Linked DNA regions of Homo sapiens: all the other regions are linked to region 1. Evidence: chromatin contacts called from ENCODE Hi-C or POLR2A ChIA-PET data. All regions are on one chromosome and are shown on one strand. The core of a region is the stretch at or near the end of the contact, and the rest is flanking DNA. Distances in the headings are between cores, read along the strand shown.

The links. A loop is a pair of places that touch in the nucleus more often than their neighbours do. ChIA-PET counts read pairs that join two places held with the same protein, here RNA polymerase II (POLR2A). Pooled maps may share reads with other maps.
Region 2: a loop to region 1 is called in a map of CD8-positive, alpha-beta T cell, with 20 times the contacts of the local background. The contact joins the promoter of KLHL8 here to the promoter of HNRNPD-DT in region 1. A Hi-C loop is called at or near these places in 1 of 168 maps with a recorded cell type or tissue (CD8-positive, alpha-beta T cell), 1 of 37 single-sample maps with no recorded cell type and 10 of 50 pooled maps. POLR2A ChIA-PET finds 5 or more read pairs at or near these places in 1 of 52 experiments (activated B cell).
Region 3: a loop to region 1 is called in a pooled map, with 5 times the contacts of the local background. The contact joins the enhancer-like site here to the promoter of HNRNPD-DT in region 1. A Hi-C loop is called at or near these places in 1 of 168 maps with a recorded cell type or tissue (naive thymus-derived CD4-positive, alpha-beta T cell) and 8 of 50 pooled maps. POLR2A ChIA-PET finds 5 or more read pairs at or near these places in 1 of 52 experiments (activated naive CD8-positive, alpha-beta T cell).
Region 4: a pooled map shows a loop between it and region 1 (7-fold over the local background). The contact joins the promoter of PAQR3 here to the promoter of HNRNPD-DT in region 1. A Hi-C loop is called at or near these places in 1 of 37 single-sample maps with no recorded cell type and 11 of 50 pooled maps. POLR2A ChIA-PET finds 5 or more read pairs at or near these places in 1 of 52 experiments (activated B cell).
Region 5: a loop to region 1 is called in a map of CD8-positive, alpha-beta T cell, with 18 times the contacts of the local background. The contact joins the promoter of AFF1 here to the promoter of HNRNPD-DT in region 1. A Hi-C loop is called at or near these places in 2 of 168 maps with a recorded cell type or tissue (CD4-positive, alpha-beta T cell and CD8-positive, alpha-beta T cell), 3 of 37 single-sample maps with no recorded cell type and 12 of 50 pooled maps.

The regions. Positions count from the first base shown.
Region 1 is chr4:82,373,255-82,375,954 of GRCh38, reverse strand. It overlaps HNRNPD-DT (HNRNPD divergent transcript), which reads right to left and starts at 1,387. Exons shown (of 2, transcript NR_183813.1): 1 at 1,290-1,387. HNRNPD (heterogeneous nuclear ribonucleoprotein D) reads left to right here and starts at 1,964. Exons shown (of 9, transcript NM_031370.3): 1 at 1,964-2,509. The coding sequence starts at 2,277. RefSeq lists an enhancer at 1,836-2,005 and a silencer at 2,366-2,465.
Region 2 is chr4:87,219,179-87,221,878 of GRCh38, reverse strand. KLHL8 (kelch like family member 8) reads left to right here and starts at 1,261. Exons shown (of 10, transcript NM_020803.5): 1 at 1,261-1,461. RefSeq lists silencers at 1,042-1,531, 1,872-2,141 and an enhancer at 1,647-2,259.
Region 3 is chr4:86,996,911-86,999,610 of GRCh38, reverse strand. The region is part of intron 2 of AFF1 (ALF transcription elongation factor 1); the gene reads right to left. Among named protein-coding and RNA genes, the nearest start is that of AFF1, 63 kb to the right of the region's middle. Within about 2 kb of position 1,355, at least 3 of the 41 ENCODE cell types and tissues checked have a DNase peak (open chromatin) inside an H3K27ac peak, as active enhancers do.
Region 4 is chr4:78,938,007-78,940,706 of GRCh38, reverse strand. It overlaps PAQR3 (progestin and adipoQ receptor family member 3), which reads left to right and starts at 1,269. Exons shown (of 6, transcript NM_001040202.2): 1 at 1,269-1,667. The coding sequence starts at 1,483. RefSeq lists silencers at 1,090-1,579, 1,670-1,739.
Region 5 is chr4:86,933,712-86,936,417 of GRCh38, reverse strand. It overlaps AFF1 (ALF transcription elongation factor 1), which reads right to left and starts at 1,407. Exons shown (of 21, transcript NM_001166693.3): 1 at 1,178-1,407. AFF1-AS1 (AFF1 antisense RNA 1) reads left to right here and starts at 1,568. Exons shown (of 3, transcript NR_038841.1): 1 at 1,568-1,931. It also overlaps a transcript of C4orf36 not described here. RefSeq lists enhancers at 1-92, 1-489, 490-1,031 and silencers at 344-482, 953-1,702.

The DNA.
Region 1 (2,700 bases), core at 138-2,637:
AAGATCAAAATAAATGACAATTACCGTCACTTGAGCCAGAAAAGATTAAACAGACTTCCCTTCAGTCAATCATCTTAGTTGTATCTAACCCGGAATATATGGTTTGAGCACCATATCCACTTTATCCTTTGCTAATATTCTGGCAGGTGGAGACAAATGTGGAGTCACTACCACTTTACGGTAAACATTCTTGGTATTACCTTTATGTGACTTGATTATTACGGGAGTTTGGTAAGATTATATTTTTAGGACGTTTTCAGAATTTGACCTGTATTCTTGAGTTTTAATTATTCTGTAATGTAAATTCTACTAACTTGATTAATAAAACTTACTTATAATCTTCCTTTGAGATTTTTGGATAGTGTCCAATTAATACAAATTCGTTTAACTGCAGTGGAAAATACCTAAACTTTTTTTTTTTTTTTTTTTTTGAGACGGAGTCTCGCTCTGTCGCCCAGGCTGGAGTGCAAGTGGCATGATCTCGACTCCCTGCAATCTCCACCTCCCGGGTTCAAGCGATTCTCCTGCCTCAGCCTCCTGAGTACCTGAGATTACAGGTACCGGCCACCACGCCCGGCTAATTTTTGTATTTTTAGTAGACACGGGGGTTTCACCATGTTGGTCAGGCTTGTCTCGAACTCCTGACCTCGTGATCCGCCCGCCTCGGCCTCCCAAAGTGCTGGGATTACAGGCGTGAGCCACCGCGCCCGGCCCAAATACTTAAACTCTTAAGATTTTTGCTGGAGTCTGCAAACTCGTCTTTGTTTCCCCCGTGCCCGAACACTTTAATTAAACAGGCAAATAATTATTTGTTGACTACAGAAGTACCTAGAAGCTTCATTTTCTTCTAAGGATACTGCTGGAAGCAGCAAATCCCAAAGCCCGAATAATCCAGTCTCCAGCCGAGGCAGCGGGAATTTTTAATAGGTGTATAAAATTACTTTTTATACACCTTAATGAAACGCCTAACGGTGTTACAAGAAAAGAAAAAAAAAAACCACGCACACACAACAAAAAAGCCAAACCCGAACACAAACTCATAAACCTCGTAAAGATGACTCACGACATTTATATATTCTATGTACAAAGGCTAAAGAACATTAAGCGAACCCTTGATTTAACACACTTTCCAATTATTAGTAACGTAAAGGAATCACGGTACGTTTTAGGATCTTTAAACAACAAAAGCAAAGCAAAAACAATGTTTTCCTTAAGATATGCAAGTTACCTGCTTCTTCGACCAAAAACAAAAAAATTCCAGGAGAAAAGCAGGCAAACAAAAATCTTACTTGGAAAGCCAAATCTTAAAAAGAAGCCCTATCGGCCCAGCGGCGATAGACGAAAACCTCAATGTCACCCGGTCCCGGGCGGCGACGGCAGGGAGAGTAGCTGCGGCAATCAGTGCGCGCGCGGTCCGCTGCGGCGCCTGGCGCTCCGCGGGCGTCCGGGTGGACAGCGCCAGGGGCACAGGGCTGACATCTCAGGGCTAATTCCCTCCTCCAGTGCGTAAATCCAGGCTTAAGCCGCCGCAGGGTGTGAGCCTCCCCTCCCCCACCCGAACGCCGCAGCTGCACGGGGCACGACAGCCTTCGCAGAGGTGCAGCCACACCCCGGCCTAACGCTGCTGCTCCCGCCGCTACTGGAGTGGTGGGGAGGGGTGAGTGGACTCCAGGAATCCTCGGAAGGGCGGGGGCGGAGGCAGGGGGCCCCTCTAGCCGCTACTTCGAAACAGCACTCCTTGTTCTCGATGGTCCCCGCGCGACTGTCTTAGCTCACGACACTTCCGGTTCCTTTTAAAGGCCCCCAAGGCTGTGCAACGCGGAGCGTGAGAGGAAGGTATAAAGGGTAGCGAGAGGGCGGGACCGAGGAGGAAAGGGAAAAAAAAAAAACTAGGGGGATAGGGGTGGGGGGACGCGCGAAGGGCGCGCTCTCGCGTCACGTGACCGGGACGCGCCGTTCTTCCGTCGGCCATTTTAGGTGGTCCGCGGCGGCGCCATTAAAGCGAGGAGGAGGCGAGAGCGGCCGCCGCTGGTGCTTATTCTTTTTTAGTGCAGCGGGAGAGAGCGGGAGTGTGCGCCGCGCGAGAGTGGGAGGCGAAGGGGGCAGGCCAGGGAGAGGCGCAGGAGCCTTTGCAGCCACGCGCGCGCCTTCCCTGTCTTGTGTGCTTCGCGAGGTAGAGCGGGCGCGCGGCAGCGGCGGGGATTACTTTGCTGCTAGTTTCGGTTCGCGGCAGCGGCGGGTGTAGTCTCGGCGGCAGCGGCGGAGACACTAGCACTATGTCGGAGGAGCAGTTCGGCGGGGACGGGGCGGCGGCAGCGGCAACGGCGGCGGTAGGCGGCTCGGCGGGCGAGCAGGAGGGAGCCATGGTGGCGGCGACACAGGGGGCAGCGGCGGCGGCGGGAAGCGGAGCCGGGACCGGGGGCGGAACCGCGTCTGGAGGCACCGAAGGGGGCAGCGCCGAGTCGGAGGGGGCGAAGATTGACGCCAGTAAGAACGAGGAGGATGAAGGGTGAGTAAGGGGCATCCCAGGATAGTCAGGCCCAACTAGTCCCCCTCCCCCTCTTTATTCCCCCGCCATTAGGCCTGGTTCCCGCTCTCAGCCCGTTCTCCGGGCCCCCATGCAGCCTCCTTGCACTGGTCTCCCTTTTTCTATGTTGGGTTCCCCGGACCTTCATTTCCTTCTTCCTTTGCCTGCTTATC
Region 2 (2,700 bases), core at 12-2,511, 4.8 Mb before region 1:
CTTACTCTATTTTTCTAAAGGTATTTGCATTAAATGTGCAAAATACTAATGCTCTAAAGAGGAATATTTTGAAATATTAAGAATTATTTATATTTCAATGTAAAAAATGTGATTTTTTTTCTAGAAATAAAATTTCAAATTCAAATAGTTGCTTTGGGGTTTTTATAGAAGATGCATATATATATACAGATATATATATGTTCATTTCTATTAAAATCAATGTGCTAATGTTCATATGTGTTAATATTAATAAAGGTCCTAGGATTAAATTTATTCTGAAATAGACTCCTAGGATTGTGAAAGTTTGAGGTTAGTCTGGCAAAAGACACATTTAGGGGAATATCTTTCTTTAAAAAAAATTTTGTTTTTTTGCTGTCTCTTGATCTCCCGCCTCACACATTCCACTTTATTGACATTATAGAAAAATTAATTCATTTCAACAGCACTTTTACTTGCATTGCTTTTTTTTTTTTTTTTTTTTTTTTTAGACGGAGTCTTGCTCTGTCGCCAGGCTGGAGTGCAATGGCACAATCTCAGCTCACTGCAACCTCCGACTCCCGGGTTCAAGCAATTCTCCTGCCTCAGCCTTGCGAATAGCTGGGATTGGTGGCACGCACAACCACGCCCAGCTAATTTTTGTATTTTTAGTACAGACGGAGTTTCACCATGTTGGCCAGGATGGTCTCGACTCCTGACCTCGTGATGCGCCCGCCTCAGCCTCCCAAAGTGCTGGGATTACAGGCGTGAGCCACCGCGCATGGCCACTTGCACTGCTTTTTAGCAGCGAGCTCTCAGGTCAATCAACTGCTTCCTTAGGTTTACAAACTGTGGGTGTGTATTTATAAACACAGTTGTTTTGTATATCCTTTGTAGAGCACGTGGTGAAAGTGACACAGGAATAAATGCAAACCTTTTTTTCCCCTTCTTTTTTCAAAGACATAAATCCCAGGAACACTCACAACCGCAGAAGGGGATTTGATGGACATACAAAGAAACTAAATTTTGTACCGCCGCAGAAGTGAAGCATGGATAAGCTCAAAGGTATTTAGGCAGTGTTTTATTTCAAGATTTGTTATGGGGACCTCCGCCACGCCCTGGTCCGCCTTCACCAGGCCGGGCAACACTGCCCAGTCCCTGAGACCCGGCCGCCCACTAGGGAGCCGCGGGGGCGAGGCCGTGGGGGTGGCCTCGGGGAGGAGGTCCCGAGAACCACACTTCCCAGAGTGCCGTGCGCAGCCCCGCCCAGCCCGCCCCGCCCCCAGAGGCCGCGGCTCGCGGGGGCTGAGGCGAGAGGACGCCAAGCGCCCGCCGGGGCTCCGCGGGGCCGCGCAGGAGAGCGCGCGTCCGCCGGGTGCTCGCGCGGGGTTGGTGAGGTTCCGCTGAGGGCGGCCGGGGCTCTGGGAGCGTGGTAACGTGGCTGCAACCTTAGCGACATCAGGAAGAACAGGGTCGAGGATCGAGGTAACGGGACGCTCGTCTCCCCTCAGTCCCCTCGTCTCCCCTCAGTCCCCTCTTCCTTTGTGCGGTGCCGTCCGCTCGCGCCGAGCCCTCCCTCACCCCAGCCCCCAAGTCGCAACACCGTCCCGTCTTGGGTCTCCGGTGTGCGGAGGAAATTCGAGCCCTCGTGCACCAACCGAAACTCCACAGCTGAGAGGGCTTGGGGCCCGGACAGCAGGAGATCCAGCCCCTGAGCAACCTTCCACGGCTTTTGTCGCCCCCATTGGCGGGAGGAGCAGGGTTATGCTCCCGGCTCCCGTAGGGGAGCTCCAGCCTCTGGCTCTGTCAGCCTCCCCGGCAGCTCCTTGACTCCTTCCTCCCAGTCTTTCGAAGAGGGGCCCAGGCAGGTGCTTCGCGGGGTCCAGGAAGAGGGCAGGCGCGGTGCGGCTGGCGCGGGTTCGGGGCCCCGGGAGGGCGGCCGGACGCCCCCTGGAGCCGCGGCCTGCGGGGGCGGGGCGAGTGGGCCACCTCCGGGCCACGCCGCGCGGGGACGAGGCGAGGAAGGCACTGCCTGTCCCCACTCGGGGGGCTTGCTGGCCGCCCTGGAGGTGCCTTCCCGGGAGCGGCGGTGTAGACCTTGTGGAGAGTGCCTCCTGATGTGGAACCAGGAACCGCAGCCTCTTTCTAGACGCTCAGCCGCCCGGTGGAGTTGTTACCGCCACGATGACAGCTCTTTACGCCTTCCACTCCGTGCTGGGTTCAGTTGGCTTGCTGTTTTCTTCAGAGAGAGCGATTTGGCTACATAGCTTGAATTTTCTACGTGTCTCGTGCTTTACTGGACTTGCACTGTTTTTCCCTCTTGGCAGTGTTTAATCGGGTGACTTTTCATAGAAAACGTTCAGTATTTTCATCTGTGTTAATGGCATAACTTTCTTCTTGACTCTGCCCTAAGCTAATGTTACCAGTTTAGAGGGATACTTTGGGAAAAGGTCCTTAGAACCTGGGTTGACATAAGTATTTTATCTGCTGGTTGCACGTTTTTTCCTTTGCATTGTTTTTCTCCTATACAAGATGGTAATTGTTGGACTCTTGGTGTTCTTTATTCTCTCTCTAGAAGGAAATCCTCTTCGCGCATCTTTCTCGTGTTCTGGCCCTGCGGTACTCTTGGGTACGCAGAGGACTGCTGCTAACAGTGCTGGCGCCTGGAACGCTGCTTGGAGATGGCGGTGGCATTAAGCTGCTGCTTTTCCTCAGACTTCCTCC
Region 3 (2,700 bases), core at 106-2,605, 4.6 Mb before region 1:
CTCCAACCTAAACTTCTCTCTGTAACTCCAAGACTATTTGTTCTAGATGCCCCAAAACACTTTCCTGGGCATGAAAAGGCACTTGGGAGGTTGTCCAAAATAGAACATTTTCTCATTGTGTCTACACAATAAGATCCTCCCCATCTGGATGCAGTTACAACAGATGCTGAGAGATATCTATCAATGAGACTTAGCTGCCTCTAGGGTCTGTAAGGGGTGGTTTCTCCATACAGGAAGAAGATAGTATCTCCTTCACAAAAAAAGGAATTAAAAAAGACTAGGGGAAAAGTGTGTTTAGTTAGTTCCTTCCTTGGGAATAAAAGCAGAAGGCAGAATTCAAAGAGAGCTTCCTATAAGCAGATCAGGAGGGACTTGGCTAACACAAAACTAAAACATTCCATATTTTACCGTGTGTTTTTTAACTGTGAAGATCAGCAATAAACCCCTTAAAATAAGATCAGCCACATTAATAATTTGTTGAATAGCAAACACCAGTGAGTGCGAAGGAGTAGTGATGCCTTTCAAAAGGAAAGGGAAACAGGGAAGAGAAAGAGACAGCCTGAGAAATGGTCCCAAGGCCAGACCAGGCCAGAATTCATCTGAATGGCCCCAATTCCAACCCACTCCATTCCTCCTGGCCCCTAATTTATGAGCCAATCACCAATCATCCAAACTAGAGATCCTTTTCCTGGCTTGTTCTCCACACATATTGCTACCAAAATCCCAGAGATTTCTTGAGATACTGAAAGTAGAGGGATGGGAGTGGGAAGAGCTCACTTTAGATACTTCTCTTTATTTCTGAATTTATAACACTGATCTCTAATTCCTCCCATCACCACTACCACCCCCTCCACTGAATAAGCTTTCACCCTCTTGTTTTACAAAAAATACTTAATGACAAGGAAGACATTCATAGTATCAGAGTTTTTTGATTAATAAAAAAGCAGGTACAAAATACAATAATTTTTAAAAGGAAAAAAAAACAGGTACAATACAGTATGTTTGTTAGTATCCCACTTCATCAAAATTGAATGAAATGTGTATTCAAAAGATTGATGGGGCCTCTGTAGCAAAATGCTAGCAGTAGGTATCTCTGAATGGAACAGTCAGATGACGTTATTTTCTTCTGGGTATTTAAAAATTGTCTAAACGTTATAAAATGAACACACACCTGTTTTTGTAGTCACAAAACTGAATCACAATTATTCTAAAAACAAAACAACTATAATCAAGTCTTAGTTCCAGGAAGGAGGTAAGGGTCATCTAATCCACTTCTCCATGCAAGAATGCTCTTTCTTCTAGCGAGACTAGCTTGTTTGCATGTCTCCAGGGACATCTGTTGTCATTACAAGGCAGCCCCTTCCACAGCAGGCCAATGATGAGGATTAGAAACTTCTATCTCTCATGAAGCTAAAATAGAGCCCTGTTCCATTGGTTCTACTTCTGCCCTCTTGATACTAAAGCTGTCCACGCAGTTTTCTTGTTTTTTTTTTTTTTTTTTTTTTTTTTTTTGAGACGGAGTTTCGCTCTTATTGCCTAGGCCAGAGTGCAATGGCACAATCTCAGCTGACTGCAACCTCCGCCTGCTGGGTTCAAGCGATTCTCCTGCCTTAGCCTCCCAAGTAGCTGTGATTACAGGCATGTGCCACCACACCTGGCAAATTTTTTGTATTTTTAGTAGAGACGAGGTTTCTCCATGTTGGCCAGGCTGGTCTGGAGTCCTTGACCTCAGCCTCGGCCTCCCAAAGTGCTGGGATTACAGGCGTGAGCCACCATGCCCAGCCTCACTCAGCTTCTTAGGCCTGTTTTTTTCTATCCTTTTCTCTTAAGTATGCATTTTTTTTTTTTTGAGATGGAGTCTCGATCTGTTGCCCAGGCTGAAGCGCAGTGGCACAATCTTGGCTCACTGCAAGCTCTGCCCCCAAGGTTCACACCATTTTCCTGCCTCAGCCTCCCAAGTAGCTGGGACTACAGGCGCCCGTCACCACACTCGGCTAATTTTTTGTATTTTTAGTAGAGATGGGGTTTCACCGTGTTGGCCAGGATGGTCTCGATCTCCTGACCTTGTGATCCACCTGCCTCGGCCTCCCAAAGTGCTGGGATTACAGGCATGAGCCACTGCGCCCAGCCCAAGTATGCATTTTTAAATATTTAGAATGCATGTGCCTTAATCCATTTCCTGCTGCCTATAGCAGAATACCTGAAACTGGGTAATTTATTTTAAAAAGGAATTTATTCCTTACAGTTATGGAGGCTGGGAAGTCCACAGTTAAGGGGCCACACCTGGTGAAAGCCTTCTTGCTGGTGGGGACTCTAGAGTCCCAAAGTGACATGGTGAGGGAGCTGAGCATGCAAACATGCTACTGCAGGTCTCTTCCTCTTATAAAGCCACCAGTTCAGGCCAAGCGTGGTGGCTCATGCCTGTAATCCCAGCACTTTGGGGGGCCAAGGCGGGCGGATCACCTGACCTCAGGAGTTCGAGACAAGCCTGGCCAACATGGTGAAACCCCGTCTCTACCAAAAATACAAAAATTAGCCAGACATGGTGGTGGGCACCTGTAATCCCAGCTACTTGAGAGGCTGAGGCAGGAGAATCACTTGAACCCGGGAGGCAGAGGTTGCAGTGAGCTGAGATCGTGCCACTGCACTCCAGCCTGGGCAACAGAGCAAGACTCCCTCTCAAAAAAATAAAATTAAATT
Region 4 (2,700 bases), core at 20-2,519, 3.4 Mb after region 1:
TAAAACTGTGTTAAATGAATTTATTATCCCTTTTCTTGTTAATTTTTATTATTTATTTTTTGAGACAAAGTCTCGCTTTGTCACCCAGACTGGAGTGCAGTGGCACAAACATGGCTCACTGCAGCCTCGACCTCCCAGGCTCAAGCAACCCTCTCACTTCAGCCCAGAATAGTTTGGGACTACAGGCGCCCATCACCACACCCGACTAATTTTTGTTTTTTGTTTGTTTGGTTGGTTTTTTTTGTAGCGACAGCGTCTCACTATGTTACCCAGGCTGGTCTCCAACTCCTGGGCATAAGCAATCCGCCTGCCTCGGCCTTCCAAAATGTTGGGATTACAGGCATGAGCCACCTGCGCCTGGCTTCTCTTAATTTTTTTCATAGGAATGTCAGCTGTGAACCTTGTGATAAGTGAGGACAAGATATTTTTCTTGCCCTTACAATGCCAAACAATGGACTAAGCGTTCTATTATACACATACGGTACTCAAACTGATGTTTTGCCCTGTTGCCATTATAAGTAAACACTTGCATTACAGTAAATAGCCAGAAACAAAGCTGCAACACTTCCTGTAAACGCTACTATAGCCGCACTCCACAGGATTTTTTAATATGTTCTATATTATTCAGTTAAGTAGATATTCTCATTTCCATTGTGATTTCTTCATCAGCCCTTGAAATATTTGGTGTATTGCTCCTATTCCAGACGTGGAGACTTTTAGTTTTCTTGTTACTCTAGTTTAATTCTACTGTGATCAGAGAACATAACGCTGAAAGGGGTCGGAGTTTTGAATGCACGGGGGCTTTCCTTTATGGCTCAGGATGTGCTCGATGCTGGTGTATGTTCCACGTGCATCAGGTTTCCTCTCTTTCCAATTATCGTGCTAAGAGCTGACTTCAGCTTAGAAATCCTCAAAGTCCCTTCTGACACTAAGTGTGTGTAATTCCAAGCATAAACTAAACGGTAATTACCTCGAACTTTTCTTCCTGTTAACTCTTTTCCTCTTGATTTTTCAAAATGCAGCAACTATTACTTCTAATAAAAAAACAGAAAAAGAAAAAAAATCCACTTGTATTCGCCTGTAGCTCTGTGCTTTCGGCTCTTCTCATATGCAAACGAAGACCCCAGGCGCCGCCAAAACACAGCGTGAGAGACGCCCGGGAGCCCGGGCCGCCGCCAGCGCACGCTCGAGCACACCCGGGCGCGCCCCAGCACCCTGCCCCTCCCAGCTAGGGCTGAGGGGCGGGGCCGCCGCGGCGCGCTGACGTCAGAGGAGGCTGCGACGCTGCCGGGTCCGCCGCGGCGCTGGCGGCAGTGGCCGGTGTGAGCGCAGAGCCGGGCCCTGGGCAGCAGCGGCAGCGCGGTAGGACCTCGCGCAGCGTCCGCGGGCTCCGGGGCGGGGGCGCCAGCGGCGAAGCCCCCTCCCCGGGGAGGCGGGACCTGGGGGAGCTCCCGAGCCGGGGAGCGGCGGCGGCCGGGAACGATGCATCAGAAGCTGCTGAAGAGCGCGCATTACATCGAGCTGGGCAGCTACCAGTACTGGCCGGTCCTGGTGCCCCGTGGCATCCGCCTGTACACCTACGAGCAGATCCCCGGGTCCCTCAAGGACAACCCGTACATCACCGACGGCTACCGGGCCTACCTGCCGTCCAGGCTGTGTATCAAAAGGTACGGTCTGGCTGCCTCCGCCTGGAGTGCCCCCTTCTCTCACCTACACCCTTTTTGTCTGGTCCCCCTTCTGCTTTCCCCGCCTTTCTGCTTGCCCATCATTTCCTCGCCGCCCCATCCTTTTCATCCCTTTTTGCCGCCTCTCCTCCCCCGTTATCTCCCCTTACCTGGCCGGGGTACTTGGTCCACGGAATAATCATGATAGTAACAGTGATCATAATTACAGCTCTCCTATGACGCTTTGCTCTTTACAAAGGGCTTTTACATCCTTTATTCGGTTTGTTCGGCTCATTGAGATATATATTGAAATGGGGCTGAGCCATATTTGCCCGGTGTATACCTTTCTTTTTAGAGCAACACTGTGGGAATTCAGTAGCTTTGGGCCAGATAAGTGCCTGTATAATAGGAAACAAGTTAACATATACACCCGAGATTTATTCATTTGGCAAATACTTATGGAGCCCATGCAGAAAAAAAAGCAAACATGGCCCTTGTTTTCATGAAGCTACTAAGGTGTAGCCTGGGTAACAGACATTAAATAGATAATTACACAATTACATAATAACCATTGTGGAAAAAATGCTGTGTAGGAAAAGTACTGTGGTAAAGAGAGCTCATAACGGGCACCCAGTCTCCACTAGAGCACCACAGAAGCATCTCTAAGAAAGAAATTTCTTTATCATTTTAAACCTTTAAAACCACAGTCCCTTGAAAATCCGTGTTTTAAAAAAACAAAACTGAAAAATAACTATTCTAGTTCTTGGAGTAACTGTCCAAACTTACTACCTGTACTAAAATACAGGACCTCTGCTTCAGGAGAATTAAGATACAGGTGTTGGTTAGCTCCAGGTCGCTGTAGTGGCAAACCCTAGTGCCAGAATGTGGGCTGTTGAATTGCTCAAGCGGCAACCACATGTCTGATTCTTGATTTTTCCAGCATTGTCTTTTCCTGCCCTTCTTTCCTTTTGTCCTGCCATGAAAGTGTTTCTGTGACTCATGGTCACAAGGTGACATCACTGCCCATCCCTACTTG
Region 5 (2,706 bases), core at 158-2,657, 4.6 Mb before region 1:
CTCAGACTCCTACCTAACGTTTCTGTGCTTCAGTTTCTGAGCTCTTCTCACTTTGCAACTGTCCCAGGGAACACTGGGTCTTCGCCTTAATTTACAAGTTTGCACTGAAGGTTTTAAATCAGTCTGATTTCCCCGTGGTGAGTCACACCCCGCAACGTGCACCAAGGGGGAGGGTGTTTAAAATTATCTCCGGCTCCACCCTTAAAACAAATCACTTGGCTGCAAGGCCTTTCCCCCTAACAGAGACTGGTTCAAGGGAGATTCGGACACATCTCCACCTCCAAAGCCAAGTGCCTTCCCGGGATGATCTGCATAACAATTTGCGGGTGCTGGTGGTGGAGAAGCTCCGGGAAGAGAAAACTAGCCGGACGGTATCGAACCGCCCGCAGGCCCGTCGCAGCTCCATTAATGCAACTACCATTACACTAAGGTAACGTGTGATTCACACTCTCCACCTTCTCTCCCCTCTCATTCGCTGGCTCCGGCGCTCGCACCGTCGGAGGGTGGGGTTGCGACGGCCACAGAGGATGGGACACCCGAGGGAAAAAAGCATTATCAAGAGAAATTAACCAGTCCCATACTAAAGACGCCTCTCCCTCTGTCCCTGAAGTTAAGTCTCAGAAGGTGGCTCCAACTCCTCCCCGGAGGCTACGGACCACCGACACACGCCTCCCTCCTGCTCTCAGCGAGACGCGGCGGGAAGCCCTCATCTCTCTCCACGACAGGCACAGGGAAGGGTCCCGGGGTGCAGGAGAGAAGAACCCCACTTTTCCCCGCCCCCTCCCCCCGAGAAACTTCTGGGACTCATTACGCAACTCAAGTAGCAGGTCCCAACAACGGGACAGCTCTCCGCAAAACGCGGGGTGCACAGGCAAACGTCTGACTTGGGGGCTGCGCGTGAGGGAGGAGCATGGGTCTCTTCCCATGTCCCCGTCCCCTGTTTTTCTACGCGCTACCTGCCGCGGGATCGCAAGTAGGGCGGTGAGAGCTCTGAGCCCTAGCCCGTTCTCCCCGAGGGCTCCCACCGGAAAAGTGGGAACGCCAGCGACTTGAGTCAGCGTGCTGGGAAGCCGGCAGAGAGGCGGGGAGAGCCTCGGCTTCCGAGAAGTCCGCGGCGGCGGCGTCGGGGGCCGGGCGGATCGACCCCCAGCCCTGGGTGGCGCAGGGCTGCGCTCACCTTCCAGACCCTTCCGTCCTCTAGTCCCGGGTCGGGCGCCCTCGTCACCTCCGCCCTCCCCTGACCTGTTGCGGTGGGAAAGGGCGCAAGTGCGGACGACGCAGGGGAGCGCCTCCTCCCGGGGCTCGGCTGCGGAACCGCGGAGGCAAAGGTGCAGCTGCGGCCGCAACGCGCGCAGGCGGCGGCCGAGTGCGCAGGGGCCGCGCGCGCCCGTCGCTCGCTAGCTGGCTGGCAAGCTCAGCACGCCGGCTGCCCGGGACGCCCCGAGGCCACGCCCTCCGCGCGAGGCCCCGCCCCCACCCCCACCTCCCGAGCTGCGGTACCGGGTTCCGCCCCGGCCCGCGCCCTCTAGCTGGCGCCACCCAAGCGGCAAGGGACGTCGCGGCCCTCCCGGGATTGGTGGGAGGATCGTGGGGGAGCGGCAGCTCAGGACGGAATACGGCAATGACCGCCCCGGTCGCGAGGGTGACCCTGCCCCGGGCTGCTGTGGGGGCGCAAGAACCCTTTCACTTTACGGCGAGATTAAGCTCAGGGTCAAGTTCTGAGCAAAAAGTGTCAAGGAGCCTTTTTGCAACCTCCTATAATATTGAAACAGATTCTGTGCCCTTTAAAGGAGATAATAACTAACATCTGGGGAGCGCTTTACAATTTAGAAAAGGCCTTTCACACACAGGCCTGTTTCATCTTCACAACAATCTTATAAAACAGATATATTGTTCCCATTTCCCAAATAATGAAACGGAAGCGCCGAAAAGTAAGTATTGTGCTCAATGTCACAGGCTACTAAGTGGCATGGGAAACCAGGTCTCCTGAATCTAGCCTCCGGGTTTCTGCTCTCCACCAGCCCAACCTCAGAAAATTCTAATAGGTGCAGGGGGCTTTGGCAAATAGACCCATGGGAAGAAGGGGAAACTTATGTCTAGTTAAGTCGCTGCCCGATTCCTGCTGTAAACATACCAAGGAAAGCAACAGGCTGTCTTCATTGTGTTGTCGCACCTTCCTTCCTGAAAGGGACGCAGAAAGATTACATCAAATGGCCCAGATGAGATTTCGCCGACAGTATTTTATGGTTTAAAATGGGTGAAATTATTTGGATGAAGAAAAGCGCCTTACTTAAATTTAATATGATGTGTAATGTAAATTGGTATAATGTGTGAAAATAAGCCCCTCCCTGCCTTCTCTGCCTTTTCTCTTTTTAATTTTGTTTGTCTCTACTGCTCTGCTCAACTCTTTTATTGTCCACATAATTGAAAACCTAATTGATGGATATTTGCATTTCCAAATTAAACCTTTGGCTACTTGACTTAATTTCCCATGGATTGTTTTCCAAAATATAACTCTTCGCCCTACTCCATATCCTCCCATCGGGAGATTGGTTTACCTAGACAGCTAAAATAATTAAGGTGTCCCTGATGAAACCTGGTGGTGTATCTATCTAAGATGAAAGTTCTGGTCATCCCTGAGCAGGATGGGACAGGAGTCATCTCTTACAAAGTGTTTGTACACCTTTTAAAGGTTTCTAACAGAGA